Regions from separate parts of the Homo sapiens genome. Here region 1 is linked to region 2. The links are chromatin loops, found by intact Hi-C in ENCODE. Cell type or tissue: CD4-positive, alpha-beta T cell. All regions are shown on one strand. Links, peaks and the distances in the headings refer to the core of each region. The heading gives the core; the rest is flanking DNA.

Region 1 (2,915 bases), core at 194-2,693, 66 kb before region 2:
TAGTAGGTACTCAATGAACAACAGTTGAATCCGAATATTAGCCGGTTAAATAGATAATGAAATTGAATATTGGGCAGCTGCATATGGGGGCATATACCTATTCAGAACAATTCAGGGGACCTGCTGGGGGCCCCTTTATTTTGGAGCCTCGCGCTGCAGTCACACTATCCTGGATGCCTATGCCCTCACATGCAGTTCAGCAGCTTCTAACTGGTCTCCCGCCTCTACTCTTCTTCCTCTGTGATTCTTCACTCTCCACACAGCAAAGTGATCATTAAAAAAAAAAATTCTGTAGAGACAGGGGTGACAGGGATCTTATTATGTTGCCCAGGCTGGTCTCGAATTCTTGGTCTCAAGTGATCTTCTCACCTTGGGGTCCCAAAGTGCTGTGATTACAGGCTTGAGCCACCATGCCTGGCCCAAAGTGATCATTTTAAAGGAGAAGGAGAGCCTTGACACTGACAGTGACGTCTATGGACCAGCAGCAACAGCAACAGCAACAGCAACAGCATCCCAGGAAGATGTTAGAAATGCAGAATTTCAGGCCCTGCCAGGCTTCCTGAATCATGGTCTTCAGCTGAAGTCCCTAGGTGATTGGAATACACCTGTTTGGATACTCTAAAGGCTTTCTGTTATCTTAGGAGGAAACCTCACATTCCTAGCTGATCTGGACCCACTTCCTCTCTGACCTCGTGTCCTGGCACTGTCCCCACACTCACCATCACCTGCACACGCTGGCCTTCCTTCTGCTCCTTGAGTCCACCCTGCCCTTTCCAACCTGGGGCCTTAGAACTAGCTGCTCCCTCTCACCCCGCCCTCAGGCCTTCATGTGGCTGGCTCCTTCGCCCATACGGCCCCTCCTGAGAGTGGCCTGACCTGGTCACCTATTTAATGAGTCACCTTCCTTCACTCTATCCCTAGTTGCTCTCTATCATATGATACTGATTTAATCTCCTCAAGGCATTTATGAACATCTGAAAAGATCTTATTCATATGTTTACTTATTACCTTCCCCCTCCAAGAATGTAAGTTCCATAAGAAGAGGGAACTTGGCCAGGCACGGTGGCTCATGCCAGCCAAGGTGGGCACATTGCTTGAGCTCAGGAGTTCAAGACCAGCCTGAGCAACATGGCGAAACCCCGTCTCTACAAAAAATACAAAATTTAGCTGGGCATGGTGGCACATGCCTATAGTCCCAGCTACTTGGGGGACTGAGGTGGGAGGATTGCTTGAGCCCAGGGAGGTGGAGGTTGAGGCTGCAGCAAGTTGTATTTGCACCACTGCACTCCAGCCTGGGTGATAAAGTGAGACCCTGTCTCAAAAAAAGGAGAGAAAAAAAAAAAAAGAGGGACCTTGTATCTCTTGTTCTCTGCTGTACCTTAGAACCCAGAAAAGTGCTTTGTACTTGGTAGGCATTTAATAAATATTTGTTGAATACATATCCTCATATTTTTCCACTGCAATTCCCAATGCAACAATGAGTTCAATGCTAATTGTTAGAAAGAGTCTTTCCTTCCCACCCCTTGGGATTCCAAGTGAAGGAACTTCAGCTACAGGATATTCCTGGCCTGACATCTCTCCCATCTCCTTTTAGTAACCTGTCTGATAGATGAACTTTTGGAGAAAGCAAGAAAACATTTCTGGTTTTTAGAACAAACCTATCTCCTTGATTCTGATACTCTTTGCTACTAGGTTCTCTGCATGGAGTAGGCTTTGTCCCAGGAAGGGGTGAGGATATGGATTGAGGGGGATAAGTTCAATTTGGAGAAGAGTTAGGGAGTCTTTGGGATGCAAATCAAAAGCCATTTTTTTTGACATGAATTACCTGTCTTCAATGGTCCAAAATTGCTCCAAAATTCAGGAGATAACTAAAGGGGTATTATGTATTAAGCCACCTAAAATGCTAACACACATCACAGTATATATATCAGGTGTACTGATAATACCTATCAGTATACATGGGATCATTTGAGAACTATAAGTCTTCCTCAAATATCCACGGAATGATCTAGAATTCTGTTCTATGCCCTCATGAGTTATCAGCTGAGGAAAATGATCCTGATTCTTGTGGTTTTCCATTACCACTTCTAAAGAGAATTACTCATATTTTCTTGTAGTCCAGTCCCCCAAATGTAAGTGTCTTCAAAGCTTGGCTCTGTTGAGCATCTGTTTCACCTGAAAATGTCCTGCTTTCTCACCCACCTTGGGGGAAATACCTTGGCTCCCCAGGAGGTCACCTGTGTACTCCTGGACCATCCAACCCCGCCCCTGTCTGGATACTTGGTGGACCCAATGTCCATCTTTTTGCAGGGCCTCTGTGTTTCCAGTGGCATCTTAAAATAGTAACAAGTCTTAAAGAGTGGCACATTTACCCTAGGAACAATTAGAAAATGTTCATCAAGTTCAAAAATCTCTAATTTCCTTCAGAGCTAGATGTAACTTAGAGTTCTAATCCAATCCCTGTACCAAGAATCCAATGCTCAGAGAAGTTCAGTGATTGGCCCAAGGCGACTCAGCGAAAAGGTTCGTGCCTGAACGCTGGAATCAGTTCAAGATGGACCATCTCAATCATGAATTTCAATAAAGGAATTAGGTAGTTGTGTCAAACACTGCCAGATGCCAAGTAGGTCCTATGAAATTTGTGTTTGTTTGGGTTTTTGTGAGATGGAGTTAACACACGCAAATGTGAGCCAGACATAAGAAAAAATGATGAAACGCTGCCAAGTCATTACAGTACCAATAACAACTATAGCTAAGAAAAGTAACTGATGACTCAGAATAAATAATTTCCATACACATTAAATTAGCATTGGCTTTTGGCGAGAACATCTTTGAGCACACGTAGCTGCAGGGCTTAACTGAGAGTGCTGTCAAGCAGATGCTCCCCCAACCCTCCCGTGTGGGTTTGGGCTGCT
Region 2 (2,915 bases), core at 293-2,792:
TGCTCTTGTCACCCAGGTTGGAGTACAGTGGCACAATCTTGGCTCACTGCAACCTCTACTTCCCGGGTTCAAGCGATTCTCCTGCCTCAGCCTCCTGAGTAGCTGGGATTAAAGGCATCTGCCACCACAGCCGGCTAATTTTTGTATTTTTGGTAGAGATGGGGTTTCACCATGTTGGCCAGGCTGGTCTCGAACTCCTGACCTCAGGTGATCCCACCCATCTCAGCCACCCAAATTGTTGGGATTACAGGCGTGAGCCACCAGACCTGGCCAACAATCACCATTTTAAAATTCATATAAATTTAGGTAAAATTAAAAGATATGGAAATTTAAGTCTCAAATTGTAATGCACTTTATAATTCTTTCAACATAGATCCTATTTTCTATAATTTTTTTTAAAATTCCTTAAACAATTTTGTGAGATCACGTACCCACCAATGCCTAGAATAAGAATATGTCAAGACTTGCAAAAGTTTGCTGAATTGGAAAAAGAGGTTCGCAAAAAAATGTTAATAAAGTTGTTGAAAAATAGTAAAATCAATTCCATCCTCTAATTGACAACTATTGTAAAATTGGAAGTATGTTTGATCTTTTCTTAAAAGTTCCTCTAACAGATAAGGTTTTAAGACATTCAAAATATGTTCATTTGGAATTTCCCCCTCTGAGAAAGATTCTGGCCCAGATCTCATGTCTTAGGGATGGGGAGTAACACTGAAAGCTCAGAAGGGGCTGGACACGGTGGCTCAACCTGTAATCCCAGCACTTTGGGAGGCCGAGGTGGGAGGATCACTTGAGGCCAGGAGTTTGAGACCAGCCTGACCAACATATCGAAACCCTGTCTCTTCTAAAAATGCCAAATATTAGCCGGGCATGGTGGTGCACACCTGTAATCCCAGCTACTTAGGAGGCTGAGGCATGAGAATCGCTTGAACCCAGGAGGCAGAGGTTGCAGTGAGCCAAGATTGTGCCACTGCACTCCAGCGTGGGTGACACAGCAAGACTCCAACTCAAAAAAAAAAAAAGGTCAGAAGGGCCCACCCAAGGTAAGTTCTCCACCAGGCCCAGCCAACCCCAAGCAGGCTGCTCAGTAAGAGGGAAGAAGGAACCAGCACATCGCCTGGCTCCTTAATCACCCACCCAGTGCGATTCACACTGATTTGTTATACCTTGGGCACATAGCATCCTTCAACTGACTGCTATCCTGTTCCTGCCAAAAATAAGGCTGCAGAAACCGATAAAGAGAAACCACCAGGCACAAACTCAATATTCTATTCTCTCTCCTTTCTAAACACATAAAACCAATGAAAAGTAGGACACCTAAACTGTAAAGGTTCAGCTCCCCAGGGAAATACCACCACTGAGCTGTGGTTTGATATTATGCTTTCACTTTTATAAACAGCCAATGTATAGTGCAGCCTCATGAAGAACATGTCCCCATTTCTGGGGAAAAAAAAATATTGAAGGAGGTATTGTCCCTATGATTCTCTAAGATCGAATAGATATCTCCTTTTGGGGGAGGTAGGAAGACAGAGGCCACCCTTTCCCAATGAGCTAGTGTGCACCTTAGACTGGACAATGGTAACATATGATACATTTCACTCCCTTTTTGCTTTGACCTCCAGAAAATTCAGCTACAAATTTAGTAGTTACCTGCAAAAACTCTCTCATTTCAGGTACATGTTATAATTACCTTAGTAAACATATATCATCCAATAAATTCTAGACCATGTGTAAGTTCAGACAGGCTCAGTTGGGGCATGGAGCACCTGTTAGAGCTGTTTTCTTCTTCATCTCTTCTCTAGAAAGATGCCTTTAAATTCTAATAGTCGACTCATTATCTAAAGGACTATCCACCTACCCACTCCATCTCAGCACAGTTCAATTTTCTGTGACCTAGACTTACTCTCTTCCAACTATATTTTAACAAAATTAAAGATGTAGAAACTTGCTTCTGGTTTAGAAACAAAAATGACTGGAACATTTTGCTTTAGACCTCTCCAGAGCAGGTGGCAGAACAGGGTGGGGCTGGATGTCATCCAACAAGCGTTGGAAGGCTGAACAGCTCTACAAAAAGCTACGCTCAGAATGCAAGCTCAACAGCCACAGCCTATGCGACTTTAGGTAAAATGGAAGCAGAGCCACTTCTATAATCTTCAATAATGGCACAAAGAAAATAAATCTGCCTTACTCAATAAAGAGTCATTTCCAAACAGCAAGAAATTACAGCCTCAATGCCAACTTAATCTATGACAAAATGGTATGATCAAAGTTATTGAAATAACTGAAACATAAATTAAGATATGTTATATCCTATCCTAATAAAAGCACACTGGAGATTTTTCTTTCCATTTTAGCTAATCAGAAAAAACAAACCATCAGCTTGTAGAAGGCTATCATAACAGGAAAATGTCAGCAACAAGGCACAGTGACATCACTCTGTTCTACTAAATCAATACCTGCAGGATAAAAGTTGTTTGTCTTGTCAAACTTTTTTTTTTAATCAAGATTAAAGTTACTTTGAAAGTCAAATCTCATTTAAAAAGTTGGAAAAATATTTCAGTATTTTGCTGAAATATGCTTCCCTGTGGCATGAGGCGAAAAGGCAAAGGACCTCGGTGACATGTTGACCTCTCCCTCTGCCCGCTGCACCAGCTGAGCAACCCAGGGCCATTCATGTCTCTGAATTCAGGCTCCTTGTCTGCAGAGGAAGCTTAACACCCACCACTCAGGAGAGGGAAGAGGTGCACGTGACAACAAAGGTGCAAGTACTTTATAAACTGTAAAGCACTGTTCAAATATGAGGACTGTATCAGACGCCTGCCCTAGGCTCTCTCATGGCTTCAGCTCTTCCTTTCTGTTTATAGAGTTGAGTTTGTGAATAAGAAATCTGCTCTCACTCTGTGGTCTAAAAATGT

What was found. Peaks named below come from ENCODE experiments on the same cell type or tissue, not always from the same donor. Only the 100,000 strongest peaks of a DNase experiment are listed, where the experiment ranks them.
Region 1: it touches region 2 in a loop (2.0-fold over the local background); 6 of 110 quality-filtered maps call a loop at or near these places.

What each region holds. Positions count from the first base shown.
Region 1 is chr6:148,836,118-148,839,032 of GRCh38, reverse strand. The region is part of intron 1 of UST (uronyl 2-sulfotransferase); the gene reads right to left. Among named protein-coding and RNA genes, the nearest start is that of UST, 91 kb to the right of the region's middle. In CD4-positive, alpha-beta T cell, for the core only: no CTCF peak of the experiment used is centred there; no DNase peak of the experiment used is centred there.
Region 2 is chr6:148,770,535-148,773,449 of GRCh38, reverse strand. The region is part of intron 1 of UST (uronyl 2-sulfotransferase); the gene reads right to left. LOC107986659 (a long non-coding RNA gene) reads left to right here. Exons shown (of 2, transcript XR_001744408.2): 1 at 1-2,915. Among named protein-coding and RNA genes, the nearest start is that of UST, 25 kb to the right of the region's middle. In CD4-positive, alpha-beta T cell, for the core only: no CTCF peak of the experiment used is centred there; a DNase peak (open chromatin) is centred at 1,359; H3K27ac peaks cover 391 bases.